Regions from separate parts of the Mus musculus genome. Here region 2 is linked to region 1. Evidence: chromatin loops called from intact Hi-C (ENCODE). Cell type or tissue: heart. All regions are shown on one strand. Links, peaks and the distances in the headings refer to the core of each region. The heading gives the core; the rest is flanking DNA. Region 1 holds the start of Gm31651 (a long non-coding RNA gene). Region 2 holds the start of Vcam1 (vascular cell adhesion molecule 1).

Region 1 (15,413 bases), core at 3,546-11,545:
CAACTCCCAACACTAAAAGAGACAACAGTAAAGGGCTCTAAGCCACAAGTCATTGTTAAAATTACAGTATAGAGCTGAGACAAATGGGTCCCCAAATAAGGCAACAATCCAGATCCCCAAACTCCGAGGCAATCAGTGTTTACCTCTCTACATTCAGCCTGTTGACTTTTCTTCATACTTATCTGGAGTTCAGTAATGAATGTGGATTACTAGTGTTAAACTTGGGTATACTAGATGTGTGTCTGTATATATATCCCCAGTGTGTTTGTAAATTTATACTACATATTACATGATTTATATATAAGTGCATCTGGCACATTGCTTCAGGATTACAGAATTAATGATGGGGAATCCCAGTGGAGATTACCCAATTTCACATATCAGTGATTTACTAAGCAACAGGGATGCATGACTGATGTGTGCTTGTTCTTGTTCTTCGAGAGGATGCTAACAGAGGACGTTCGGTATTTTTGGTGGGCTCTTTGGCTTCTCAGAGAAGATCTACTGCATGGCGATATATTACTTGGCTTCCAGGAGAATTTTATTTTCTGTCATGGCTAAGAGAGCAATCCAGCAGCAAGTGCTTGAACTATCAAAGCTCCCTAAAGACACAACTTGCTTAATGACTATCTAATAAGTCTTCATGGTTAGTCTTCCTGACTGTATCCAGACTTGAGTAACTAGATCTTTGATCTGCTTATTTTGTTGGGAAAAGAATAGGCAAATATAGATTATAAATCAGAATGTCATTTTTACGTTTGCTTGTAGATCATCTTCTAATCCTGTGTTATAGGTATGTTGCTTCCTGATGCTCTACAGCACAGCAACTGCTCCTTAACCCACAATCCAAGTAACATCATGGTTCTCACCCTTCTCTATCTTATGTTGCAATCTACCATGACGCTAAAGTCATTTAGCTGTGCAGTGTAAAGTGTTCAATTGAATAGAAAAGTGTATATGTGAAATATAGCTACTGGCAAAAAATATTAGAGCCATAAATAGAATACTTCATCTCTGATGCTATCATTGCACTTAAACACTTGTCTTCTCTTGCCTGCATTACTGTGACAGCCCCCTCACTGGTCACTGGTTTAGGCTAACCAAAGATTCTTTCCATGGTCCATTTCTGCAGAGCAGCCACGGCAATTCTTGAAACACAAATTCTGCTCAGAACTCACCCAGGACAGCAAAAGAGATTGCTCAGTGGTTAAGTGTAGCTGCAACTTTTGCAGAGAACCAAGATGTGGTCCCTAGCACCTACATCAGGCAGCCTCTGAAGGCATCTTCACACATGTGATAGACACATCCCCACACACAGAAATAGATATAAAGAAAATATATCTTTAGAAATGATTTCCCAACGCTGAGGATCAAATAATTTAAGATTCCACATGATCTCTCCAACTTGATGCCTACTGTTCTCCACACCTCTTACTCCCACCACAGTGACTTCCTGCGCCTCTTAAAACATGCCTAGTTTATCATAGTTGAAGCTCTCACCATTCTCTCTGGGATGGGCTTCCTCCAGACCACTTGGATCTATTTGTTGCCTTGTCATCATAGAGCTGTTGAGACCTGCCACAAAATGGAGTGGTCCTGGCGCCTTTATACTTTATTACTTTCACTCACTTTGTTTTTATTGTATTCTTTACTACCAGATGCCACTATTTTCTACTCTTTCCATATCTTCCTCTCTTCATATTTCCTCCCCACACCAACCTGTTTTCAGCCAACATTGGTTCCTTTCATAGCTTGGCAGTGTTTGCTCTGTCTTGGTCACACTTGTCACATCCCGAGTTCTCATTTTACTACATCCCTCTTTGACGCTCTAAGAAGACCCACAAATGTCTCAAGCATCTCTCTGATCCAGTCTTCAACACACTTCCAAAACCTCCAGTTGTTTGCCTGCTGCTTAGATGCTAATCTCCTTAGTTTAGCGTATACAGGGCTACAGTATCACTTGCTGTGGAGCCTCATCCTCCACCAAAATGGACTTTCACGCTCTTTGATCTTCTCACTCAACTTAAAATGTTTCCATTCATATTTTCCTCAGTTGCTTCTTGCAAAATATTATTCTTAAATTCCCAATGTAAAGAATATGTATTCTCTTAAGCCTGGTATGTCAAAGCCCAGTTGAAGATGGCCCTTATTCCTCTTACCTTCATAGCAAGTTACTTGAATCACATGACTAAAAATTCATATGTATCAACAATATTTCAATCTGGTAAAAATGAGACCTTTTTCTAAGATGTAATGGTTTTCTTATTTTCAAATATTTACTGCCTTCCTTCCTCACAGAAAGATTGGACCTATCGCCCTTCACAACAGGTGGCTATGTGGCTAGCTTTGATCAATAAATTTGAGCAGAAGTTATATGTGTTCCTTATTACCAAAGCACCGTATCATGAAGCTATTGTGAGGAATTATAACCAAAGATCTAGTCAGTGTCAGGAAACAAAACCAGACACTAGAGTCAGAAGTTTGAAGAAAGCAATGTTATTGTTCTTTTTGCTATGCCTCACAAATAGAAGGCCTGAGCAATGTGTTTAAAAAGCAAATATAAAGAGCAGCCAGTCAATATTATTTGATATGTCTGTCTTAATAAAATCATTTGATGGGCCACATCAGTGGAGGCAAAATGATCCAGGATGAACTACAGTAGGGCTTATGAACTTGTGAGTGGGCATTCACTTTAACTTGATCCCATGGTGAAAGCAATCCTACCCATTGACGCTGGCACCTTCAACGCCTTAATCATTTCTGGTTAGTCATGTGGATTTTCATATGACTAACTGCCCTTGGCAGGCAACTTAAGCAAGTTTATTTCACAGTCAGCAGCCAAGGGCTTCCTATTTTCAGTTTTACCCTCAATGGGAACCAGCCATCCAGCTGAGCATTCAAGACCTGTTCTTTAGAGTTCACTAGGACCAAGAGAACTCAGTCCACAGGCCAGTGGACTGTGTACAAGTCTTCTCAAAACAACCACCTTTAATAACCTGGACCAGAGTTTATAGAGAACAAATTTCCCTCTTTAGCTCTGATACATATCTCTAGGGTGATTTGAGTGTCAAACGCCCTCTTCCTGGGTCCATAAATCATAAACTCAGGATTTACTTAAGTAGCTTAGTCATATGCTAAATATTACAGACAGGAAAGATCTGAGCACCAGAGGATGGGAAGGCCGGGGTGAACTCTTGCCCGGCCTTTCCCCTCATCTAGACTGAGCAACAGAACAAAGTAGTCTACCTGGTTACATGATCGGCAACTCTGAAATTCAGAGACTCTATACAAGTGTACAGATTCCCAAAGTTGTTTTTCTCTGTAAAACACATATCCTGCTCTCACTTGGACAACTTTTACGATGACAGACTGTGAAACTGAGGCCCTTCACTTCAGAATATACCTGCAGGGATTTCTTAAGTAAGCAAGCAGCTTTCGAAACCTCATCTGCTTCTAGCTCAGTCCAAGTGACCCATGCTCTAGTAACATCTTCTGATGATAGCCCCAGTATCAGTGCTTCTGAGTGCCCCTTCCCCTCCTAAATAGAGACGATTCTTTTAAAATAAATAAATAAATAAATAAATAAATAAATAAATAAATAAATAAATAAATTGAACAGGCCAAGCCTGATAAGTCTAGATAGAATCCAAGAGGAGATTAACTTCATGCCCTCCACAGTTTAAACATGGTCATTGTCTGACTTATTGACATAGAAATTGTATGCCATAGTTTTCAGTTATAGGAGAGCCACCTGGCAAGCTGTCACAAGTTGTGTTCATGTGAAAGTCACTCTAGTGGATACAGAATGCAGCCAGTATGTGTTCTCTCCCTAAGGATTCTCACTGAGTTCATTCCGGCTCTTGCTTTGAATATGTCTTCAATAAATTCCATTTACTTGATTTGCTTGTTGAATGTTGTGTTCTCTATGTTTATTGTGTCTCACAGTAATCCAAGAGGCCATGTGTACAACAGCAACAAAATAAAATTATGGACAATTGGAAGGAAGAAAAGTGCCAAGACCTTCAGCATTGCACAGCCATTCTCCAGGTCTGGGCATGTTAAGCAAATGGGACATCTCCATCAGCTAGAAAATATTCCTTCAGGCCATGACAAAGTTGTGAAATTCTAATTACTGGCCCAGATTCTTTCCTGGCTAAGCTCCCATAACTGCCCCCGAGGAGAGCCCACACTGGAAACCAGCTGTCTTATGTTGCCCAGTTTCTCTCTTTGTTCACTAGTTGGAGGGAGAAAAACCAACCAAGCCAGAAACCCACTCAAGCTTCAGATTCTCTTGTACTTAGTTTGACCTCCTCCTTCCTCACAATCTGAGAACGCTGAGGACTAGCAACCACTGCCCCCTATAAAGAGATTTTTATACTCTTTTCACTTTCATTCTGCATTTCAATACTTAAAAGCATAAGACTCGTTGTGTGTTGCTTTGGGGTTTGCAAGGAGGAAAGTAAAGGGCAAAAGATAAGTGACGTTTCAGTGCTAAGAAGTAATCAGCAAAGTGAGAGGTGAGACCTGAGAGCCCCACCCTTCTCCATCTTGCCCTTCCCAGTGGCATCAAGGCCTTGGATGCAACATATAAACATCTGCTGAAAGGATGTTCGATAAGGAAAAGGCAGCTGCTCCACTGTCAACGGAGGAAACAGAAACTCTTGTCTGAAGCAGATCCAGCCTCGGAGGATGTCTTCCTCTAACAATGTTATCCTCGTAATGAGGTGCTGGATTCCTCATACTGAGGAGCCCAGATGTCTTTCTCTGGCTTCATAAGATTAAGTTCTGCACATGCAATTGACTCACAAGGCTAGAAACGTCAATTATTTCATAAGCTCAAACAGAAAGGGAAAAAACGTAATGTGTGTGATCTCCCTCCATGATGAGACAGAGGAAGGAAAATGATCACATGGAGGACTAATGTGTGTGTGTTATTATTTATGCCACGTTTCTGTCGATCCTACCCCATTCCAGTTCTATACTAACCTGATAGGAATGCTGGGCAGAGATTACAGTCTCCATTTTACGTCTGAAAAGTAGAAAGCCCCAAGAGTTGAAAGCTTCAAGCTACAATCTTGACAAGCCCCAGGCCAGAGCCCAGCTCTGCTCTTCCTAGCTGAGAATCAGTATTCCTCACCTGTCAGTCATTAGTTAGCTCTATGGCCTTTAGATTTCTGTATAGAGTGTTACTTTTCTTTAGAGGATATGCACTGTCTTTCCACCTGAAAAAACTCAGAAGACAGGGCTATGTCATATTCTCTGATCCTTTATATCTAAACAAAGTTTCTGTTGAAATGTAGAAACTCCATGATATTTAATAGCATCATATTATTTTAATAGATACTATTTGCTTTTCCAATGTATTAACTGGGTCCCAATTTTACACCTGAACAAGGATGACCTTTCTTTCTTAATGAATGCTACCTCCATTTAGTCTGAGTAAACTTATTTTCTTTGTCTGGAAAGGGTCTTGCTATGTAGCCCAGGCTACAAAGCACAAACTTTGTATCTTTACTCAAGCTCTGGCTTTTAACTTCAATATTTCCTATTCATCATTTACAATGTCCAAGTTGAGTAACTGTCAATTTTTGATCAAAGTGAACAATTAGTTTAAATGTTAAGCTAAAAACAGAGTCATTGCAAAATAACAAACTAGACAAGTAAAGCCAAACAATCCACTTCAGAGAGGATGGATAGCAACTGAAGCAGACAGTATGAGCTGCAACTGCAAGGAACACAGGTACACAGGGCCTTCTGTGGAATGACCACCGAGTGGAGGAGGAGGTGTGGCGACCAGTGGCATGCTGTTCTCAGAGCAGTATGGAAAGGCATCCTCTTTTAACATACGAAGGAACTGAAGAACATCTACTACAGGCTAGACTTCTGTACTCTCTGCTTAGAGTTCGCTCACCTGCCATGAGTCATCTTCATCCTTGAGATTCTGGGGAGTGCGTGCTATGATGTGTGGTGGATTGAATAGGAGTGACCCCCATAACAGAATATATTTGAATGTTTGATTACCAAGACGTGAAACTACTTGAAAGAATTAGAAGGATTAGAAGGTGTGGTCTTGTTGGAGTAGGTATGTCTCTGTTGAAGTAGATTTGGCCTCGTTAGAATAAGTATGTCACTGGGAGTGGTCTTTGAGGTTTCAAAAGCCCACACCAGGCCCTGAGTGAGTCTGTCTCTCTCTCTCTCTCTCTCTCTCTCTCTCTCTCTCTCTCTCTCTCTCCCTCTCCCTTCCCCCCTCTCTCTCTGTCTGTCTCTGTCTCTGTCTCTGTCTCTCTCTCTCTCTCTCTCTGTGTGTGTGTGTGTGTGTGTATGTGTGTGTGTGTGTGTGTGTGTGTATCAGGATATAACTCTCAACTACCTATCCAGAGCATACCAAACTTGCCATATCTACTGCCATGCTCCCTGTCACAATGACAATGGACTAATACTCAGAAACCATAACCAAGCCTCAATTAAATGCTTTTCTTGATATGAGTTACCACGATTACGGAGTCTCTTAATCACAGCAATGATTAAGCTGACACATTGCAAAATCTACAGCCTTCAAGTTGGAGAATCAATCCTTCCTGGATGAGCACATCTCGGGGAAGAAACCAATGAGCCAGAGTGCAGAGCTCTGCTTGGATAACAAAAAGTTTGGTTTTTTTTTTTTTTTAAGTTTAACAGAGCAAAACTAGATTTAGAAAGCAAAACTGAAATCTATTTGATAACCTTCAGGAAGGAGACTTCAAAGCAGAGATTTAATTGGAAATTGCAGCTACTTGGCTCATTTTGAAAGATAATTCATTCATTGAGAATTAAATATTGCTGGTTATTTGGCTCTTGTTTCTACTGTTATATGTCTGCAATACATTTCCTGACCTTTCCACAGACTTTGTTCCGATCTTTGGTAGAGAAGGAATTTAATGATTGTGTGTCTTGGGGATTGTATTTGCAGCTCTCTTTAAGTTCCTTACATCTCATCTCAAAGTCCCGCAATTCTTAAACTTTTACACTCACAACCCTTCCTACCCAAGAAAGTCTCACATGACGCTGGCCAAATAAGTGGATAAAATAGGTATATAAATAATTTACAGACTATAAGTTATAAGCAGATTAATTTTAAAACAATTCCTTGATATTCATTTACTGACTATTAAAGATAGAAACAAATTTGCACAGATATGTTTATCTAACATAATACAATCCAAAGATATACTAATTTGATACATGCTGAAGAACCATGGTAGGAAATACTAAAAGTTTTTTTATTATAATTAAGCCATTGCATTTCCATAAGAGCAGAAAGCTCTGTGTCCAGTAAAAAAAACTGCAGTGCAGAGCACTCAGTAGCTGCGGTGTGTCAGGCATTCTTTGTCCTGATGCACAGAGTGATGGCGTGCTCACTGCAAAGTTCATGCGTTTGCTAAAGACTTCAGTAAAGCCCAACAATGCAACATGGACAAGCTCTACCAGAAACCCACTGGCCTTCTTGCACATTTGATGCTTAATTATTTTAGGTCATTACACGATCAGGATAATTTTATCGTTGCCAAAATTTTCATATCTATCCTCAGGTTGTGTTACTTGATCTTATATGAGTTCCCACGGGTTAAGAAGTGTCGTATCAACATTTAAGTTTGAACAGTCTAAGAAGTCTGTCTGAAATATTTGTCCAGTGTAGTGAATGGGGTGTGTGTGTGTGTGTGTGTGTGTCCAGATGTATGTATGTGTGTGCATGTATATAAAGTTCTCATCCCATTGGTGAACCTGATACACAAAAGTCACTCAAAAATATTCATTGAGAAATCACTCAAAAATATTCATTGAGAAATTGAGTGAACACATTCCCATATATCTAATAATAAAACATATTACTTCAGGTTTTATATGTGGGACTCCTTCCAAGGCAGAAACATTTGTATCCTATGTAACATTTACAAAGGGCTAATTCCTCCTGTAAAGTTGTAAAGGAGATCCTATTGTCACTTATGAGGACTCAGAGCTGACGTGGCCCATGGGGGCCCAGTCCTACTGGCTCGGAGCCTGCAGTGTAAGCTTCAACTCCAACATCTGGGCACAGCTGTTGGAAACAAACATTTGTCTACTGGTCACACATGATGCCTAGTCTTTAGTAAGTGGACTGCTGCCATCTTTTCTGAGTAACAGGACTATAGTTCAACTTTTGTCTTGTCCATTGAGTTCTCTGAGTCATAAGCCAGACAATTCCAGGGTACACTCCGTAAGCCAATTTCTTTGGCATGAACTGTAGCCAGACCAGAGCTATTTCCTGGATGGGGAAGGCAGCTTGTTTGCTTTGTTCTTTTGGCTTGATTAGAGCCTCAAAATTTCCCAAGGAATTTCACATGACACCGCCAGCCCCAGGTGAGTGTCACCTCCTTTAGTGACACTCAATATGACAGCGGGCTTAAGATTTATTTTCACTACTATCTCTACAACTCACAAACATTTGGGAAGGAAAGAAACTAAAAATGACTAGCCTCTCCCTCAGCTGAGCATCTTTGGCAGAAGTGTTGTCCGTGGGATTCTGGCCTCCTCATTCTCTGTTCCCCAGTGCATGCATCCCCATACTGGAGATGCTTTCTTCACTGCTCTATTTCATTTAGAAAAGCACTTTGTTCTATTTTGGGAATATTATTGGAATCTCATGCTTCCCTTACCCATTGTTGTACAATAAACCACTTCAAAATTTTAGTGAGTTGAAAGAATAAGCTGTTTTTTTAAGAGTTCTTGAATTGACCACGGCAAGCTTTGTGAGTCTTGATTAGAGTCTCTTCTATAGTTTCTGTCAAATGTCATCTGCGGTCTCTTGGACCTGGATATCCAGGATGGCTTACCCACACAGATGGCTATCAGTGCCACTGAGTAGAAGCTCGGCTGAGCTTCTCTTTCTACACAAATTTCTCCTCACGGCTTGAGCTTCTCATAGCAAGATACGTGAGCTATAAGAAATAGTGTCCACTAAAGAGACCCAGGCAGAAGCTGCAAGGGACTCGTCACAGAGTCAACATCTTCAGAATTCTACTGGTTAACCATACATGAGAGAGTCAGCACAGATTTGACAAGTTCAACCATACAGCAGGGCGACAGGGAGGGATAGCTCATTATGGCCCATTTCTGAAGTCTAACCCAGTCTAATTATTTAATTAGAGAGACTCAGACCACATTCAGATTGGGAGCCTAACTGAAGAACAACTGATAGGTAAATAATGGCTTATAGTGTAAAGAGTGTCAAACACTATTTACATAAAAGAAATATGCCAGAAACAAAGTATGGGATACAACAAAAGTAAGATGAAGAGAGACCCATGCACACCAGCACCCAAAGGCAACGGAATGATGGAGAGCGCGGATGTGGGGCTGCAGATACAGAAATAACCATGACAAGTACACTCAGACCAGCCAAATTTCAATCAAAGGAAACAGTCCACTGTGGCAAATGTTCTGGAAAGACAGTTGTGTAGAGCATGAAAAGTATTTCCACTGGATTTAACAATCAACTGGTCATGTGTGACCTTGGTAGGGAGAGGCTTAAGGAGCAGGAAAAGCAAAGCCGAAAATGATAGGGCGGTGACTAGTATCTAAGAAAGACAGGGCAAAGAGAACCATCAGACAGAGAGCTGAAGAAGGCCTTACGTATTGAGCTGCCCAGGGAAGGGGCTTTATTTCTCAGATTGCTTGCATGTGCAGGTGGGCAGAGAGGCTCTGCCATTTGCTTTCTCACTACTCGTTGCTGTCCTGCACAGAGGTAGCACGCAGGCTGACACATGAGAACGAGTGAGTGTGTACATGGAGTTGAAAGGACCATGACCTTGGCTGGGATAGCAGCAAGGGTGGGAGCAAGTAGGGAGCACGTTTGGTTCATTAAGGAAGAGACTGGAGAGGAGCAGACAGGTGGGGGAAGTGATGTGCTTGGTACAGGAGTGAGCTGTGAGAGTCAAGGAAGCTTGGTCCTTCTTGGCTTGTGCTCTGTTTGAGTTTGTATTTCTTACAGTAGAGTCACTGGAGAGATGTAAACAAGAGAATGGCATGATTTTCTCTCTCTTTCAAAACTAAGCATGCATCAACCCAGCGATTCTCCTCCCAGGCATTTACCCCCCCAAAATGAAGGTATGTGTTCCTAATCTCCACACTGGGAGATGGTGAGCTATCAGTGGATCAGAGTGCTTGCAGCACTAGCAGAAGTCTGTGAGCTCAGATCCTAGGCCACATAAAAAACCAGATATAGCTACAACTCAGACACTGCAGGGCAAGCTGATACAGAGGGAGCAGTGGAGCTTGCTGACTGCTAAACTAAGTGAAAGACGGTGATCTCCACGTTCAGTGAGAGTCTCCACTTAAAAGTATAAAGTGGAGAACAATAGATAAGGAGCCCAGACATTTTCTAGCCTCTGAATACACAGGGGCATGCACACTTGCATGCAAACACATATATATGCAGAGAACACATACATACACACATATGCACACACACCAAATAGTCATGTAAACTGTTGTCATAATAACCACAAATGGAAAGGTCTTCTTATCCACCAATAAATGAGTAAACATAACAGACTATTACTCAGCAATTAAAAAAAAAAGAAGAAGAATTTTACTGGCTATGGATGACTATAGTTTGTATGGTTGGATTTATGATATTCTATGACAGGAGAAACTATTTTAGGCTAGAAAAAAAAATAGAATGCTTTATGGTGGGAATGAAGTTGAGGCTTGTCTAGGGCAGTGGTTCTCAACCTGTAGGCTGCAACCCTCAAAGGGGTTGAGTGTCAGATATCTTGCATATCAAATGTTTATATTACAATTTACCACAGTAACAAAATTATGGTTATGAAGTAGCAATGAAATATTGTTATGGTTGGGGGATCGCCACACCCGAGGAACTGTACTAAATGTCACAGCGTGAGGAAGGTTGAGAAGCACCGGGAGGCAGAAGGGAACTGGTTAGAGATGGCAGTATGTTCTTATTAAGGGCTGGCGTCACACAGGTGCCAAAAGTTAACAAGTATAAACGATACTCCATCTTAGCCAAAAATCCAATAACAAACAGAAACATATGGCTAAAACTTTCATTAGAAGGAAGAGTACACAAATTCGGGGTGCAGTTAATAACTGTGAATGTTGTAGTGCTTAAAAAGAGAGCACCAGTGCCTGTAATTTCTTTAAAGTGTACTAAAGTTGAGGCTGAGGGATGACTAAATATGGGGCCAAATGGCTGGACAGGAAGGTAAGACGAGCCAAAGTTAAACATTACTCAAGAGGTGTGTTAATGTTCTCCATACAAGTGTTTCAACTACTTTGAGCTTGAAGATTTTCATAATGAAATGTCGAAGGTGGTTCTGGTCTGCTTAGCTGTAACAACTTGACACTAGAACTCCCCTAGGGTTCTGAGGGGAGATGTGCAATTGAATGTAATCTGTGGGGGGTTGTCCTGATTCTTAACTGATGCAGAAGGACCCAGCCCACCACGGCCAGCATCATCTCAAAGCCAGCACTGTTACTGGCAGTTGGTCCTGGACTTCAAAAGAAAACTAGCTGAAAGGCAGCAAAGAATGTTCCTCCATAATTTCTGCTGCACTTCCTTGGCTGTGAGTGTATTCCCTGGTCAGAGGTAACGCTGTGTGGAATAGCTATCAGACAGGCCTTCAAGTCCCTGCTTGAGTTCCTGCCCTGAATTCCCTCAATGATGGAGTAAACCTGGAAGAATAAATCAAAAACTCTTCTCCTCTCCTCTCCTCTCCTCTCCTCTCCTCTCCTCTCCTCTCCTCTCCTCTCCTCTCCTCTCCTCTCCTCTCCTCTGTGGCTTTGCTCATGGTGTTTGTCACAGCAACTGAATGAAACTAAAGCAGGCAGAAAGGCCAAACTGGCCTCTCCATTTGTAATTGACTTCAGCGACTACTGGAAATCAGGAGGTGAGAGAAAACTGTCTCAGCAGCCAAAGCAGAGTGTCTTCAGTGTGCAGGGTACTGCCAGGGACAGAGGCAGTGAGAGTGGCTTCAGGGGGCAATGGACAGGTTCTGCATTTATGTTGGAAGTAGAGATGATAAGGCTTCTTGATGGGTTGTATTAGTTTATAAATAAAATGACAAGTTTGGTGTGGTGCTGCGGTTTGTAATCCCAGTTCTCTGGAAGCAGAGGCAAGAGGTGAACATATAAGAATCCAACAAAGTGGACTATTGTGAATTTTTCCTACTGGAAGCCCAATGGTATCTTTTGTTAATATGGAGATTATCAAATTTATAGGATCAAACATTAGTTTTACTTCGTTATTATGGGGACTAAAACATGTATGTGCTGTTCACATGGTAAACAGTAAATTAAAAATAAAATTGTAGCTCAGTGGATTTAAAACCTTCAAACTATTTGTAAGTAGGTTTAGAATAGCATATGGTTAGTGTTATTTATTTCTTTTTAACTATTACAGGTAGGGCAGCAGAGGCATAACTATCACACTCTCAGTATAACAGTACATTTCACCTTAAAAATGAGGTAAGGTCAAAGCTGTCAAGGTGGCTCAGTGCTTGCCACTAAACTTGATGACCTGAGTTCAGGCTCCAGAATGCACATGATGGAAGGAGAGAGCTGACTCCATACATTGCCCTCTGATTGCCATACATATGCCATGTCACGTACCCATGTTTGTATGTGCGCATGTGTGGACACACATGATAAATAGACCAGAAATCATCTAAAAAGTTTAAAGAACAAAATTAACTCAACCCTTCCCTCTGGTAATGCCACTTCCAAATCACCTTAAATTCTATTTTTTAAGGGGCTGGAGAGGTCGCTCCGTTGGAAGAGTGTTTGACTAGCATGTAATAAGCCCAGGATTTGATCGTCAGCAAAGCATGAACAAGAGCACTGTGGCACACAATAGGAGGGAGAGGCAGGCTGGTCTGAGACTTAAGGTCATTCTCGGCTGCATAATGTGTGTGAGTCTAGCCTATGCTTCAGCAGATCCTGCCCCAAGACAGAGAAGAAGGGAGCAGAGTTCCATCCCTGTAAAATAGCTCACTTGATATTTGATAACTGTTGCAGACAACTGTCTTCTTTTTATCTGCTGGTTTCATTTTCCTATTTGAATTTGTTTAAACATCGTGCATGCTCTAATAACTTGGCCTGGACTCTCACTCCTTAATAGTCTTAATATAAGGTACGATTTTATTTATGTCTTTCTGACAAAGGGTTCAGACCCCTGGAGGCCTCTGTTAACACAGTACTCTCAGATGTAAGATTTTTAACACAAATTCCCAACCCCTTGTTAGACTCCTGGTTTCTTCATCAGGCACAGCACAGAGAGAAGCTCTAGATTAACGATATAGGCAGGAAAGTTGGGGGAGAAATGAAAACCTGTCACCCGTGTCATTATTTCCGCATTAAGCCTGAAGGAGTAGGAGAGGTGTCACTCTCAGCGTCTCTGCGGTTGCCTGAGCTGCATCAGTGTCTGCAGCTGCATGATACAGTCATCAGAGCTCTCTGAAGCACTCACCTCCCCCCCCCCCCCACCTGTGCACCTCTCTCCGTGGAAACAAGGCAATGTTTGTTCAAGCTCAATGGAAAATAGTAGCAAGCGTGATCTCACTTTGCTTTTTCTTTTTAAGGTAACAGCTGATCGCTGGCTTGAGCACTTGGCAAAGAACGAGGTGCCACCCCGAGCTCTGAGCATTTCATTGAACCTTCATAGCAACGGTCCTAGGAGGTGGCAGCTATTATTATCTGCATTTTACAGGTAAAGTATCTGACGCTCTGAGGTTACAGCATCTGCCCAACTAGCAAGAAAGAACTGGAGTTCAAAAGGAAGTCAGGCCATTGACACAAAACGGCCTGTCCTGCCCTTGGTCTCACTGATACTTCATGGAGCATGAGGAAGACCAGTGGAGCCCCTTGAATCTTCCACAGCTGTGCAACCCCATGGCTTCTCCTCTCCTATGGGGAGCATTCGAATCAGTAGCTCAGTCCAGAGGCATCCGTAGCCAGTGTTGCAAGCCAGGCCTCAAGGCCTCCTATCTCCAATGTGCCAGAAGCATGCCTGTCACCAAGGAAAGTTTTACCTTTAAAGATGAAGCAGGATATGAATGCACTTTTTAGAAGAAATGGCTTAAATCCACAGTAAGTTATCTGCCACTTGTGTGGAGCCCCATCTGGGTATGATCTGGCTGAAAGGAACTTGAGAAAAAAAGAGAAAGAACAGCTAGGTCTAAATAGAAAAAGGCTGGACCAGGAAAGGGGTTTACAAACACAGGTGTGGATGGAAGTCAATCAGAACCTACCAAATTTCTGACTATCCATTGGTCCATACCCATAGAACCCCAACCTACTCCTCCCCATTTGAAGGCGAACACCAAAACCCAGATCCCACCTGGCATCCTGGAATCCTGGCTTCCTGTGATATGAGTGGTTGCTCACACTGAAATGCTTCACACGATGACTGATGTCAACCATTACTTCTCTGGTGCTCTTGCTAGGACCATGCTTTGCTGGGCACCAAGGAAAGAGCAATCCTCCCACCTAGCCCAGAACATGAAAACCTCAGCCGAAGGTGAGCTGCTCTGCCCAATGGTCCATTCAAACATTATCCAAGGGTCCCACAGAGTCAGGGGCTATTGATTCTCTGAGAGGCTTTAAGAGCTGACAGGGAAATTAAAAGTGTCAAGCTTTGTCTAGCAATATAAGAGTAATCTTATTACATATTTTAAGGCATAAAAATCAAGTGAATGCCAATAAGATATTTGTAAAAGTTTATTTGATGTCTGTCTTCCACCTTAGAGCCTAGTTAAAGGTAACTCAGCCCAAGAACTGCTCCAGCCCCGATGCACAAGGCCTGCCACTGAAGGGCCCGTCATGGTGTGGAACGATGAACGAAATGCGTATTTGTTACTGGAAGCGCATTCTGACCTCCTCTCAGCTCCTGAGACCTTGTGTGTTCAGTCAGAAGAATTCAGGTAAGACCCAAGGCACTCAGAAGGTGGACTTTATTATGGAGTAAAGTGGGGTACCTTTAAGTGATAGGAGTTGGTAGTGTTCAAAAGGAGCCACTGTGGAGGAAAGGGTGTGAGAACTGACAATAGTCAGAGAGACCATTGTGCTAACCCACATTCTGAGGGAGACTTTATACTAGGAAGAGACAGCTTTCATGAAGGGGACATCCAGTCCAGGTGATCAGCAAGTGTCCTTAGATTAGCTCTATAAGGGAGGAAACAGTGTCGTGTTTGTTACAAGGGAACCTGCTAGATTATCATCTTAGGATCTTTTCAGTAGTTTAGAATGTCATGTCTCTACCCAGGGCCAGAAATGCAACTCACATCCTATTCTTTGGCCCTAAATCATACAACAGGCCATATTTTAAAGAATTTAAAAGCAGGAAAATCTATACAAATTTATTTCCTATGTTCCTTAATGGA
Region 2 (15,413 bases), core at 4,514-12,513, 66 kb before region 1:
AGAGTCTTTGATTCCATCTGTACCATCTCAAAAAAAAAAAAAAATGAAATGAAGTAAAAAAGGCAGACCTGGGCCTCACTCACAATTTGAATAGCTGAGGCAGTCACCCCTCCCCTTCTAATTTTCTGAATGGGCACAGCTCCTCGGCCGCTCTCACCGCTCTCACTGGCTACCTCCATATACCCAATGTAGGTGTGGAAGGGGAGAGAAGCAAAGCACGGAGCAAGGTCAAGCACTTGCATGAGGCAGAGAGTGGGACCAGTCACGCACTGTGTGCATGCCATAAACATATGTCATATATACTGAAGAGCTGGGCCAACTGTATTGCATCAAACCACATTCAGAGATCTAAGGATGATTTACAATGCCAAATCTCTCTCTACATAAATGGATATCATTACAGATCCACATTCTTTTTCTTTCCCAAAAAAAAAAAAAAAAAAAAAAAAAAAAAAGCTAGAGGAAACAGAAATAATCGTAGAGTCACCAGTTTCCACAAGCACTTACAGTAGACCTCCACCTGGGTTCTCTTTTCCAGTGTCCTTTGCAGACAGGTCACAGCGCACAGGTAAGAGTGTTCATCCTCAAAACCCACAGAGCTCAACACAAGCGTGGATTTGGCCCCCTCATTCCTTACCACCCCATTGAGGGGACTGTCTGTCTGGGTTCTCCAAGAAAAAGAAGGGGAGTCACAGCCAATAGCAGCACACGTCAGAACAACCGAATCCCCAACTTGTGCAGCCACCTGAGATCCGGGGGAGATGTCAACAATAAATGGTTTCTCTGGAGGAGAAGAAAAGGAGAAAGGACCGCATGACTTACGGATAAGATTCTTTTCCTATTGTGTCATATCCCCATATTCAATGTTTATCTTTCTTGATCTCTCTTCAGCTACTCTCTGTGCCAAGAAGAAATAACTCCTTTCCATCTTGGAGCCATTAGGAGGAAGACCACATCTTTTAAGAGTTAAACCCATGCTGTTCTGTTGAATCAGGCTATCAGAACAAGTGTAGATAGCAATTTGTAAAGAATGTGGTTGGCATCTTTTCAGGGAGATAACCCACCCTCTGCTCTACACAGTCCATCAAGTCACTATGATGGTGCAAGACCTCAAATCATCCCAGGGTTTCTGTGTGTCAAATACCGCAATTCAGTCTCATATGCGTGCATTATCTCACTCAATTCCCAGAACAATTTGTTAGCTGGGACTATTGTTTCTTTTCTACTTTCCCATTCTTCTGCTCACAGGAGAATGTGTTTTCCCATTCTGTTCCTCCATCTCCTCATCCTATCTCTTCTTTAAGACATTTAGACTCAGAAATACTAAATGGCTTAAACTAAATTTGCAAGTGGAAGAACTGAAACTTGATGTGAGATAGGTCTGACTCGAGATCCAACCTTTTCTGTTTCTAGAAAACTAAATCAAGTCATCCTCGCACAGAGGTAAAATGAAATCTAAAAGAGTTACAGGGAAACTACACTAAAATGTCCTCTAATTATCAAGCATTCTCCCATGAATCCTCCTTGTTATTTAGCTTCATTGGGCCTGTGGATTGTAGTATGGGTATCCTGTACTTTATGGCTAATATTTACGGATAAGTGAGTACATACTCCGCACAACCATCAACCAAAGAACATACAAAGGCTGGACCTAGGCCCCCCACACATATGTAGCAGATATGCAGCTTGGTATTCATTTGGGTCCCCCAACAACTGGAGCAGGGGCTAGCCCTGACTCTGTTGCCTGCCTGTGGAACTTATTCCCCTGACTGGGGTGACTTGTCTGGCTTCAGAGGGAGAAGATGTGCTCAGTCTTGCAGTGACTTGATGTGCCAGTGTGGGTTGGTACCCAGGGGTCTCTTCCTTATCAGAAGAGAAGGGAAGGAAGATGCAGGGAGGAGCTATGTGAGGGTGACAGAGAAGAGTGTGGTGGTCTGCGATTGGGATGGAAAGTGAAAAAATAAAGTAATTAATGAGAAAAAAGAACTATTCACATGTATCTATATATTGAGGGTTCAATATAAAGTAGTATCTTTGACAATCATACAGAATCATACTGTAGACAAAATAAAGATGACATTAAGGTGACATCAAATATGTTTGATGCATTATCAAAATACTTTATAGTCATTCAGGGTTGAAAGCTGAGTGATCAGGACTAACATTCAAGTGTCCAAAGTGTTCTCTAGCTTCCAGACACTCAGACTCGGATGAAATGACATATTTTGAGAGAAAGAATTCTAAAGTTTGTTGTTGTTCCTCTGAATTCCTGGGAGTGGCTAGACAACTCTGCAAGTGACAAATGAATCCCCAAAGAACGTCACTAGAGTGTTCTAGCAAGCTGTAGACAGGCAGAAATCTCAGCATACAATTCTCCAGTTTGCAAGGTTCTTTTCTGTACCAGGAAAAGTTGCCGTTCTCATTTTAGTTTGCATAATTGCGGTATTGTAGCATTTTTCCAAAGAAGATGTCCTCAAATTATCTCCAAATACATTAATATGCTATTATATTTTCAAAGATATTATTCAACACAGTGGCTAAGTTGTCCAAGTTCCGCCTATGCTACTGTGAGAACAGGGAACTTAGTAGGAGATTCACTTCCTGTCTGTAAAGAGACTGGCATCTACCACTGTGTATGCTTGAAGCTACTGGACAGAAGCTCTTGAAAGTCGCTGAAATGCCCTTCTAACTTCAGCATGTAAGGTTGATAGCTCACATGATACCACCCCTTCCTGTGCCCAGAATGAATTTTTCCCCCATTTGAAACAGGGCCAATCATTTCAGAATGCAACCACCTCAGGACAGACAGCAAGCTTTCCACACATTCAGCTTTCTAGTATCTTCTCTGATCATTTGAGAACAGCAGCCACCCACCTGAATTAAGTAACTGATGGTGTTTGAATTCTACTTTCTTAACCATTTAAACTTAAAATCCATGTTTTCATAGGTTAGAAAAGAATGTGTTCTCCATATTTACAGTTCATGTTTTCATTCGGCAAATATTTACTAAACACTTACTGTGTGTCAGGTACTATACTAGCCAGCCATAAATCCATTCAAAGGCACAAATGCAAACACAGAGAGTTCCTGAGTTTCTGAGTTTAGGAACCTTGTAGTTAATGGACAAATTCAAAGGCATACTTTTTTTTGTGCTCTTACTGAAGTATATACTTTGATTTATTCATTCCACATTGTATAAATATACCACATATCACACCATACCCAATGTATGCATGCAGTTTTGATTGGTCAATAATTTTTAAAAATAGAGAAAATTAGCTACAATTGAAAAGGCATAGGATTTTAAATTAAGAACAGCATATAAATGAAAGAAAGAACCATTTGACCCCATGCAAATGATGAATTATATTGCGTCTGAGTTTTTCAGCTTCCTCACAGAGCAAGATAAAGACAGAGATAACATATGAAGTAGAAACTCTTGGCAAACATTAGGTGTACAGTCAATTGATGGCCATTAGTAATCTGAGACTTCATTCTCCCATCTGTAAAATGGATAGAAAATGCCCCTTAGTTATTTCTTAGAGGCTGTAGATAGCTTATATAAAATGCCAGAAATACAGCTGATGTTTGAGGATGGTTGTTGTTTAAGAAAATCTTGCAAAATCCCAAATGAAAAATTATAGACTTAGGTAACGGTAAGACGGTTGGTTGGAAAGGAAGTTAGGTCATAGGAAATCATCTTGAAGCAGAGTGGTCAAGATTAAGTAATTTTGAACAGGAGCATATATTCAGTCAAAACAAGTATGTGGCAGTGGAATTCCTGAGTATGTGCAATGAGAAGAGCAGGTGAAGTAACATGAGAATGCCAGTATCCACAGGGCAGGAGAGGCAGACCACGCCATGAAATAAAACAACAGCAAAATGACAAGAGCTAGTAAAGGACAAGTGTGGAGGTGCTGGAGAAAGAAATCCCAGGACAGATGAGGAGGATATGTACATCTGTGTGCTGTGTGCTGAAGCACATGACTTTCAGATGCGCCATCATGCAAAGCTACAGAAGGCATGTCACCATTGGCATTGAGCTGCTATGGCTCAATCCCCAACAATGGCACCTCTTCACCTTCTACTCACCTTGAACAACTAATTCCACTTCTGCTTTGTCTCTCCCAATCAGATTAACTCCTTCACACACATAGACTCCAGAGTCTTCCATCCTCATAGCAATTAAGGTGAGGGTGGCATTTCCTGAGAGAAGCTGGAGAACTTCATTATCTAACTTCCTGCCCCAGAAAATCTCAGGAGCTGGTAGACCCTCGCTGGAACAGGTCATTGTCACAGCACCACCCTCTTGAAGCCTTGTGGAGGGATGTACAGAGATCGTTGTATTCCTGGGAGAGACTGAAAGGCAGAGCATAGGAAGAGCCATTATCATAAAGAACCATCTCCATCCAATGGGGATGATGTCATTCTCTTGTAGACTGTATTCTTGTGCCTCCACAGATTTGGCAAAACTGCTCTGCCAAGTTGGAGTTAAGAATCACCGAGTCATTACGAAATTAGACTGGCTACTTTCTAACCAGTAAATTACAGTTTTTGATCTTTAATATTTTCAGGGAGCCCCAGATAGGTAGAAATTAAAAGAAGCCCTTAAAATTAAGGGAAGTTAAGGAAATCCCTTTTGTGTTTCAGCCTCTTAACAACTGAAATCCTATAGAGGAATATTTGCCATCCAGGTCAGCTTCAGCACTTTACGGAGGGAGACAATCTACCCAGGCCCAACCAATTGGCTTTTATTGTCATTAATTATTGAAAAATTCTCTTATTTAACTGAAATTTTCTTGGAATATGGTGGTCATAGTCTAGCATTCTGTTCTTCCAGATAAATGAGTAATAATCTTTTATCACACAACTGACTTTCAGTGACTTAACTATGCTCTCAACGTGCTGTATTCTGTGAGGAGAAATATCTTCCATCTTGATTGTTTTCTCAAAAGGTTGTTGAAAGCGTCTTCTATCTAATTGTGCTTTGGGTAAATAAGATTGTAGTTGACATCAACTCTTTTGAATATAGGGCTCTGAGTGGAACACAGCATTTCAGTTTTAACAAAGTACAATGAGTTCCATGCGACATAGTCCAGTATAGGAACAGACAGGAGCTTCACATCTACCACAGGAGGAGCTAGGAGCCAGAAGACAAACTCTACACCTTCCCACTTACTGCATGTGAGCATCCTCTTGTACGTACACACACACACACACACACTCACACACACACACACACACACAGAGAGAGAGAGAGAGAGAGAGAGAGAGAGAGAATAAGAAATCATTTTTTTATTGTTTAATCTGAGAAATCAATGTTTCAAGGCTTATTATAAAATGTTATAAAACATTGTATCATTTGAGCCTATTCCCTCTTGTTAAAGCAGAAGTCAGTGTTATAATGATTCCTCCTGGATAGTCAGGAAAATAGAGGAATTAAACAACCCTAAAGTCTCTCAGCTAACAAGGGGAGATGACACTCAAGTGCTCTAAACCTAAAATCCGGTGTCCTGTTCTTTTAATATCATATCCTGGATAAATAATGCAGTAAAACATATTTCTTGTTAATCTACTCGTTAACATTTATTGTAACAATAAATAACATAATGCATGTCCAAGACCAAACTCCCACAGACCAGAGATCACTGAGCAAGTACTTACTGTAGACTTGTAGTTCTTTGACAGTCTCCCTTTCTTTGAGTGTAGAATCAATTTGGTCAATGTGTAATTTAGCTCGGCAAACAAGAGCTTTTCCAATATCCTCAATGACGGGAGTAAAGGTTACTTCCAAACTCTTGGTTTCTAGAGACTTTGTCATCTCTTCTGAAGAAAACTCCTGTCTGTTCATGAGCTGGTCACCCTTGAACAGATCAATCTCCAGCCTGTAAACTGGGTAAATGTCTGGAGCCAAACACTTGACCGTGACCGGCTTCCCAACCTCCAGGGGGCCACTGAATTGAATCTCTGGATCCTTGGGGAAAGCTGTAAAGCCAAACAAATGCACAAGTAGGCTTTTGGCTTCTGTTGAGAACACCTCTGACTGTTTCAACACAACGGGGATCCTAACAAATGTTTTTGTTAATACTAGGCTTAATTCAGCAAAGCTAATTGGTTTAAGTAGCTAGTCATGGTTTGTGGCGAACACAGGAAGCACTTTTTAGAGGCCATTTCAATTTTAATTCTGTGACTGTTAAAGAGTATGTGTTGTTAAAGAAAAGAAAAGGGAAAGCCTAATATATATTAAAACTGATCTATATATGTAACATAAAGAAGTTTGCTCTCTTCTAACTATGACCTTGGATGATGGAGACCACATTTCACAGATACGGAAGCTTGGCTGTAGTGTGACTGCAGAACCAGCCTTGGTCACGCAGCCAGTCCATGGTGAGGCTGGGAACAAAGCTCACGCTTTCTGTCACTCACTCTGCACTGAGATTCCAGTGACGCCTCACACCCCATTCTCTACTCTTAGTGCAGATACAGTTCCACATTCCATTTGAGAAGCCCAGGAGGGCTCAGAGCGATATCACAAAGAAGTGTTACTATGTAAGGTTGCCTTCAGAAGAAGGAGAATGACTCTTAATGGGCTGGCTTCTGAAAATGAGACCTCTGGCAAGAACTCGTCCACCAGAAAGACATTCCTATGCAATCTCCCCAGACTGGGCCTATTCCCCTAAAAGCCTGACTCAGTGTTCTAATCTGCATTTTACTGAACCCAGCAGGGCAACAGAACACACGCCTGCCCTGCCCACTCCACACATGTACACAAGGTTTAATCCTTCTTATTACATCTGTCCTGATGGGAGCTCATTGGTGTCCCAGCTCCACAGAATATTACAATCAAACATGGAATGGAGACTGAACTGTTAAAATCAACAAGAAACAAGCATTCTTGCAGGGGGTTGTGGGGCGAGAGCAGAGAATATAATTGAATCCAGAAAGCTCCTCACTTCTCTTTTTTAACTCTCCAACTGAATAGAACGTGTGAGCACAGGGTGAAGGAGCTAGAAATGCTTTATTATCTAAAAACATAGTATTTTAAATTTCCCCTCTGATTATTTATGTCCATCACACTCTTCAGGAAATGTGCCTAGAATCCACACAGTTTAATGACAGGTAATATAAGAACTCGCTACTCTTTCCTGGTATTTATATAACAGGACCTTCCAAGGAGCTCAGAAGGCTGCCTAGACATAAACTATGCATGCAGAGCCAGCATAATTGAAAGCAGCCGTCCAGGCTCAGCTGCTTGGGAAGCCCAGCTTCAGGAGGGGCTTGCTGAAATTTCAATTAAGGTTCATTGGCAAAGTTGGGCTGGAGCACAGTAGGAAGGTACCAAGGTGATTAAAAGATGAATCAAACAAGATGCTCATGAAGAAATGCCTTATGGGAGTCTCATTTCTTTCTTTCTTTCTTTCTTTCTTTCTTTCTTTCTTTCTTTCTTTCTCTCTCTCTCTCTCTCTCTCTCTCTCTCTCTCTCTCTCTCTCTCTCTCTCTCTCTCTCTCTCTCTCTCTCTCTCTCTCTTTCTTCTTTTTGGAAAGCAACACCATCAGTAACCAAAGAAAAATGATTCCTATAGGGCCCATTTCCCCCCACCTCTCCTTGGTAGTTTCATTTGCCGATTTGAGGATGATAGTAGGATGCATTTTGGGTAGGCTAGGGTAATATGGGTACCTGCACATATGCCTGAGACAGATCTAACTTATTAAACAAAAACTCTCTGAGATATAAAAGCAAAGCTCTCTGGCAGCAACAACAAAACCTCCCAAATTTATCTGCATCAAATGACTGAAATGTTAATAGATGTTTTAATTATGTCTATGCAGAAGGTTTGCATACTCTCAGAGTTCCCGAGCCTACAAGCAGATCCCAGAAAGAAGGAACTCATCAATCCTTTGGATACATTAATACATGAACGTGTAGAAATACCCCCAAATGGAAGATTAGAGGGGAAAAAACTAACTAATAGAACCAGGGGGAGGTTCACACTGCGCTAAGAACTGGAGCCAAGAAGGTGTGAGTCTCTTTTACATGGGCACCATTTTTTTGGCAAACAAGGACACAGGGGTTAAAATTTAGTTTCCTGTTCTTAACTAGCTTCTTCTTTCTCTGGCTTTATTGAAATTGTGCATTTGCTAGCTAAAAATCTAGATACTCTTTAAAAGTCTCTGTTTAATATATCGTTAATTTTTTTTCAAACAAAATCAAGAGAAAGCAAAAGCTCCTTCCTTCACTTACAGTAGATGTCCACGTGGATACTTCGTTCCAGCTTCCCAGAGCCACATGTTGCTGTGCACAGGTAAGAGTGTTCATTCTCAAAACTGACAGGCTCCATGGTCAGAACGGACTTGGACCCCTCCGTCCTCACCTTCGCGTTTAGTGGGCTGTCTATCTGGGTTCTCCATGAGAACAATGGTGACTCGCAGCCCGTAGTGCTGCAAGTGAGGGCCATGGAGTCACCGATTTGAGCAATCGTTTTGTATTCAGGGGAGATCTCGATTTTAAAAGCTTGAGCTGAAAAGAGAGAGAGAGAGAGAGAGAGAGAGAGAGAGAGAGAGAGAGAGAGAGAGAACAAGTTTACCATGGTCTGCCCCATACTGTGTCCTTTTTCTCTTGCGCAGCAATACAGTGTCCAAAGCACAGCTGGGATGATCTACTTTTTAAACTGTCTCAGACTAATAGCACAAGACAGACCCAAAGCCCTGAAGTTGCTCTTGAGGAAGGTGCTGGAATCGTCACCGCGAAGAAGAATGCTCAGTTCTGACTTTGAAGCCCATTGCACAAAGTTTTTTTTTTTTTTTTTTTTTTTTTTTTTGTCACTTTCTAAGCTTGATTTCATTGTCGAATACAGGAAACTAAAGAGATAGACCCACTACCGATATAATCCAAATTACTCATTTGACAGTGGAAAGAAAATCCGTCCCCAGCTCTGTCAGAATACTGGCTCTTATAGCAAAGCTCTGTAGTACACCAGAAGCTGTAGATGTGTGAAATAGGTCAGGAACTTACAGACTGCAAACAGTATCCAAAGTACCGTTGAGGCTCCCAAGACCGCGACCATCTTCACAGGCATTTCAAGTCTCTGCTTCAAAGCCTTCTTTGTGCCCCACGTGAAAAGTGTCTGGGAAAAGTGTTCAGCCTCCAAAGCCAGCCGGGCTGGTGTGAGTGAAATAGAAAGTCTGCTCTTTATAAAGGGTCTTGCTAGAGAGGCGGAGGGAAATCCCTTCAAGGGGAAACCCAGAGCCAGGGAAAAAGTTTAACTGACAGCCAGCCAAGTCCCCACGTTAACCCCTTCAGCTGCTTTCTGGGCTGAAGTCATTCTGAGTCCTGGGAAACACGACACTTCCAAGTATATAAATCTCTGGCTTTTCCTGACCTTCAGCTCCGAAAGGGCTATCTCTCCTGAAAAGATGATTGCAAAATGAAACTGCCAACAGTGTGTGTGTGTGTGTGTGTGTGTGTGTGTGTGTGTGTGTGACAGCAAAGACAGAGATCACTCAGTAAATAACCACTGACTTTTCTTCATTAAGAAATGCATTTGCAATTTAAAAAATAAAAATTGTTCTCTTTCAACAAAAAAAGGAAAATATCCTTTATTTGTTTTTATTGACCCATTATCATGAGTCACTCTTTTAGAATGTGAGTCAGTAGTTCTTATTTTTATACTCTTTTATTCATAAGTGAATTTTTGACAAAAAAAAAACCTCCCTGAAATAACTTTCTGAAGTAGTAAATGAAAGGACGTTGATGCAGAATGAAGGGAATTATCTTTTCTTTTGTTTGACAATGCCCCAGCCCTTTGACCCATTGCTGGATGACAGGAAGTCTTTTGCAGACTTGAACGCTAAAAAATGGGATCTGTCTGCTAAATTTTTGTGGTGGATTTCTTTGGCTGCATTATTTAGCCACAAGTCCAATTGAATATGTAAACAGATTAGCTTTAGGAGATGAATTGACAACCATTTTTTTATTATTATTTTCTACTCCCAGTGAAATGACTTTTTGAAAGACTCAATTAAGTGTCTTAAATGCCTCTGTAGGTCTTACACATGCATAGCCCATGTCCTTGCAAAATGCTTGCCCATCAGAAAGAAACCGGAATAGCCACTTCCTTGTATTATACACATGTGGGTTTACCTCCCACATGGCATTATCAGTTCCCTGCATGGCCAGGACTAGTTCTTATTCATAGTTGTTTCTATTCCATATATATATATATATATATATATATATATATATATATATATATATATATAATGGTTTTATATATAACGACTATAAAACCTGCAGCATCTTCTAGATGTTTAAAATCTAGAAGAGAAACGTTCAAAATACTGAATGTAGTTCATAAGTGCCACGTGAGAGAAAAAAATAATTCCACAAGAAAGGTATAGTTCCCAGACATCTGGGCACATGTAAAATTAACAGTATCATGTCATTGGACAAAGGCTATCAGTGAGACCCACAGTCGCCAACTGCTCCAACCTGGCAGGAGAGACTTCTGAATTCCCTCTTGAGAATACATGTGGCTCCCACTGAGAGGCAAGTATAAAAGGGAAGTTGAGGGATATATTTTAGGGCTATGACGACATATCCAGGGATCGATGACATTAGCTGCCATGTCATCTAGAGGACCTCAACAATGTCATGTCATAAAAGGAGAGTATAGACTACCCCCTACTGATTCTCACCTTCTCCATAGATCAAAGGCATGTAAGAAAATGTTAATCCATGTCTTTGACACTTAAAAATAAATAACTACTTGGATCATGCAGACTCATCTTATTTGGTATCAGTTCTCACCCAAGTGAGTGGAGAAATAATTCCTATCAGGAAAGGAGAATAGTACATACAACAGAGGAAGTGAAAAAAAAAACTATTTGGTGGATTCCACAAGGTCAAATCCTTCCTCGTTTAAGAACCACTACTCTAACATATAGCTAAAGAACTCTCCGTGGCTATGTAGATCTTTTATAGCAGCTTCATTAGAGACCCAAGAGCCTGAAGTTTGAAGTTGGATCAGTTGTTTTTGAAGCAAATACTGAGGACCAAGATTAAGCCAGTCCTAATTCTGCAGTCCTTATATGGTTAATCATCATGATTTTCCTATGGCCGTTCCTTCACCAAACATCACGTCTGTGTCTCAGATGTAAAATACAAAAAGTAAAGGGAAAGGACTCAAAGGCATGGAGCCTGCCTTCTTTGAAGGAGCTTCCCAAGAAGTTGGGGGGGGGTGTGGGGGCTTTCACTGATGTCTCACTGAAAAGGCCAATGCCCCATGTCAATCAAGATTCTGTCGGTAAAGCAGGGCAGAAATGGATGCCAAGTTAGGCAGGCAATTAGCATTCTACCTGTTTCTAATTCAGTGGAACTCACAGAGTGTTTTTTTTTTGGGGGGGGGGGACTGCTGTATAGGCACTGTGGCGCTCTAGCAATACGGAAACACTGGCAAGGACAACATTTTGAGAATGAAAAAGACTGTCATGATATCAATGAAAGATTTCCACAGATCATAATCAAGGGACCATTGGTTTGTCTGCAAGTCAAGGAAAATAATTTCTCTCAGTGATCTAAGTTTAAGATTTTCTAAAGTTAAACTGTAGAGAGAATCGTGCTAAGACAGTTGGTGTCATAAAGTCATTGTGACTTTTGGGGATTTTGAGGAAAACCTTACTAATATCACTGAGAGTAAGAAAAAAAAATATATATATATTCAATAAAATACACACATACTATGTATATTGATTGAATTTTCACAAAGAGGATGTTTTGTTACACAACAGAAAGGTTTTCAGTATTAAAAAAAAAGTCTCAGGAAGGAGAGATGGCTCAGTGGTTAAGAGCACTGACTGCTCTTCCAGAGGTCCTGAGTTCAATTCCTAGCAACCACATGGTGGCTCACAACCATACGTAATGGAGATCTGATGCCCTCTTCTGGTGTGTCTGAAGACAGCTACAATGTACTCATAAACAAAATAAATCGTTTTTTTTTTTTTGTTTTGTTTTTTGTTTTTTAATTCTCCTCTCCACTTTGTAAGTTCACTTAGGAGTATTTGAATTTTTTCATTGGTGCTCTGGGTGTGCCATGTGTTTGTGTATAGCAATTCGAGTAAACAGAGATGTGCTTGCCTAGTTCTGTCTCCTTGGGATGACCTCTAAGGTTTCTACTAACCCCCTTCTGTGAGTTTTTATAAAAACAAAACATGCACACACATGCACACGCACACACACACCAGATTGCCTTGAACTGATTGTACTCTCCCTGTTTCAACAGCTTTTACCTTCTGGCCCTTAGAAGGCATTCATGCTCATCTCTACTTTTACCTGGCTTGATGTTAGATCTGTTTCAGGTGTCTATAAAGTGATATAAAATAAATAAGATATTTCTTCTGGGGCAGTAATTCTAGACTTTTTTTTCTTTTTCTAGTAACATTTCACAGTTTTAAAATTCTTTACCTAATCTTCAACCAAAGTGCATTTTGGTCACTGCTTTTGAGCTGGGAGAAAAGGGAGGGGGGGTGTTATCTTTATATTCACAAGATCAGGAAACTCAGAAGTTCGGTTGTTTGCGAAATATCAGACAGTGAGTGATCCTGGCAATAAGAAACAAGAATTGCGTTTTAAAACCAGTTTTCCTTCCCCAGGGATTTCTACGTGGTACACTCTATTCGACCAAGCCACCTTGATGTCTGCAGAAGGGTTTCACCTTTCCTTCAAGCATTAATGCCACCATGAGATTTGACAGTTAGACTAGGGTAGTCATAATGACCCAAGACTGTGCCCATTTCTCAACTGATGAATAATAACTTCCTAGTACCACCTTAGAGCTACTGTTTTGTATGTTAATACCATAAGAACATACAATGAGCAATCCAAATCGTCTGTAGTTACCCACAAACAAAAGGAACGAGCAGACAGTATGGGAACACCCTAGGACTTAACACAGTGAATCTAAGTGTAGAACTCCACTTGGCCCTTATTGAAGCTTAGAATGAAAATTAGTGAAGTCCCTGAGCTTGCAAACATCCCTGCTCCCATAATCTAGTAGCTGCTTCCAGTGGATCCAGGTGGGAGTTCTTTTGATGAGAGCTCTATACACTTCCTCAATCATTCAATCTGACTCCAAATAAATTCCCTTTCTCACAGTGAGGATTTAAGAAAATAGTCAGGTCTTTGCCCATTCTAAATGATTGTAAAAACACGTGTTTACATTACTGAGAGGAGACTTGGAGAAGGCGTGGCACGAGCTCGCAGTTGACAAGAATGAGGAAGCAAGTGAAAATGAACAACTAAGGTAGTGGGAGTAGGGGAATCACTGTAAACCATGCGTGCTGTATCCACTTAAAAATGGCTCCTGCAAGTAGGGGGTCAGAGTTTATCACATGAAAGAAGTAAGAAATTGTATTTTTCTGCTATTCAACTATCTCACAAGTGTATTTCCCCAAGGTATAATGCCTTTGGAAATCTCCCCTGAAAATATGATAGCTTTTACAAATAATTGATTATAGTTTGAATCTTTCTTAGACAGCACTAAAGGTTTCTTTTAGGAACCTAATGGATATTTAAAGAACTGCAGCTCAGCAGCAAATGCTAAAACCATTTTAGCATTTTTAGGGTACACAAAGAAAAAAGTAGTCAGAAAAGAGGGAGCAGAATTGTTCTCTCTGTCTGTAGATGGAAGAGTAATAGGAGGTGAGGTTCTTCAATCCCAAGGGCAAAGTTTTCTCATCTGCAGAGCAAAAGGGGATCCAGATCCAGTGTCCCCAAACCACTCTGTTTTGTCATGATGAGTTCTAGACCAATGAGTAGCCTACGAATAGTGGTCTCCTGCCCCAAATGTCTCAGGATTTATGTCCACAGGCAATGAAACAGAGATTCTCTTGAAAGTTGTGTGTTCAGGAAGAACAACAATATCAACCAACCAGTCCCCCAAGAGCTCCCAGGGACTAAGACATAAACAAAGGAGTACACATGGCTCCAACTGCATACGTTGTAGAAGATGGCCTTGCCATACATCAATGGGAGGAGAGGTCCTTGGTCCTATGAAGGCTCAATAGATGCCCCACTTTAGGGGAACTGAGTGTTGGGAGGTGGGAGTGGATGGGTGGGTGGAGGAACACCCTCATAGAAGCAGGGAGAGGGGGGAGGGGGTTTTGGAGGGGGGAGACCTGGAAAGGGGATAACATTTGAAATGTAAATACAGAAAAAATCCAATAAAAAATAAAAATAAAAAATAAATAAATAAAAAAGAAAGTTGTGTGTTCTTTGTGGAAAATCTTTTCATAAAAATCCTAGTTGAGAATTGTTCAGTGCTAGAGTGTCCACCTTGCATGCACAAGATCCTGGGTTCAATAGCCAGCACTGGAGTGGGAAGGCGCTAACATCAACTCATATCTTTATGTCACTTGTTGCCTTCTGTGCTTTAGACAGACTCTCAGCCATTGGCAGCAGGCTCTTACTTTACTATGCATGTACTAGTATTTCTATTTGACCTCATGATCATGTATGTCTATTCTTCTCTATGCTATGGTTGGAGACAAAATGACTATTTTCTAAGTTAACTCTTCTGTAACAACTACTGGGCCTAGTGCTCAAGAGCAAAGTATTGACAGACATCCCTCTCCCTTGAAGTTTATATTCTAGGGGACAGAAACAAAGAAAGGCAAAGAGCAATGGACCAGCAATAGGACATCACTGAGGCACAAAGGCAGAGTAAGCACAAGTAGAAATAATCCTGGAATCCAAGAGTGGTGAGTTGGTAACTATTTTCCTGGATTATTTTTGTAATCTGTTTTAAAAAGTAGGATTGTAAACTATGGTTTTCACCTGTAATATCAGTACACAGAAGACAGGAGCAAATTCAAGGTCAACCTGCATAACCTAGCACGGCTCCATGTCAAAGTAGTCATGAGGGGAACTGGTGGCTGGTTTGACATAATTTGCTAAGTGGCCATGCATCTGAAAGACTGGTTGGCTTCACCCTAGTGGGTTTGGCTACAGCAATATAGACTCAGCATGGGGACAGATTGGATTAGCCAATGGCTGAGGGTTTTCTAGATGAAAACAGTGTGATAGTAGAGAGCAAAAGAGATTAAGTCTGAAACATAGTATGCAGCAAAAGCAGGCAAGTATAAAGAATATCTCAGCAACCTGGACCACTCAGCACGGCTGCGCACATACCCATCTCTTAACAATGCAACTTGCTAGCAGCCTACGACCCCACCTAGGTATAGTGACAGTATACTTGCCTCTAACAATTGGGGTAACCCTTTTAGCAACTCCTTTGTGCCTGCCTGTTTGTATTTGTACTGGCTAGTTTTGTGTCAACTTGACACCGCTGGAGTTATCACAGAAAAAGGAGCTTCAGTTGAGGAAATGCCTCCATGAGATACAACTGTAAGGCATTTTC

What was found. A loop is a pair of places that touch in the nucleus more often than their neighbours do. Peaks named below come from ENCODE experiments on the same cell type or tissue, not always from the same donor. Only the 100,000 strongest peaks of a DNase experiment are listed, where the experiment ranks them.
Region 2: it touches region 1 in a loop (2.0-fold over the local background); 2 of 42 quality-filtered maps call a loop at or near these places.

What each region holds. Positions count from the first base shown.
Region 1 is chr3:116,186,766-116,202,178 of GRCm38, forward strand. It overlaps Gm31651 (a long non-coding RNA gene), which reads left to right and starts at 11,432. Exons shown (of 4, transcript XR_375977.2): 1 at 11,432-11,600; 2 at 13,614-13,741; 3 at 14,779-14,954. In heart, for the core only: no CTCF peak of the experiment used is centred there; DNase peaks (open chromatin) are centred at 4,176, 4,616 and 8,086.
Region 2 is chr3:116,120,291-116,135,703 of GRCm38, forward strand. It overlaps Vcam1 (vascular cell adhesion molecule 1), which reads right to left and starts at 9,398. Exons shown (of 9, transcript NM_011693.3): 1 at 9,014-9,398; 2 at 8,243-8,518; 3 at 5,665-5,985; 4 at 4,093-4,359; 5 at 508-783. The coding sequence starts at 9,077. It overlaps 5330425B07Rik (a long non-coding RNA gene), which reads left to right and starts at 14,650. Exons shown (of 5, transcript XR_375974.2): 1 at 14,650-14,754. In heart, for the core only: a CTCF peak has its summit at 11,944 (motif pointing left); a DNase peak (open chromatin) is centred at 9,171; H3K4me3 peaks cover 3,971 bases; H3K27ac peaks cover 4,122 bases.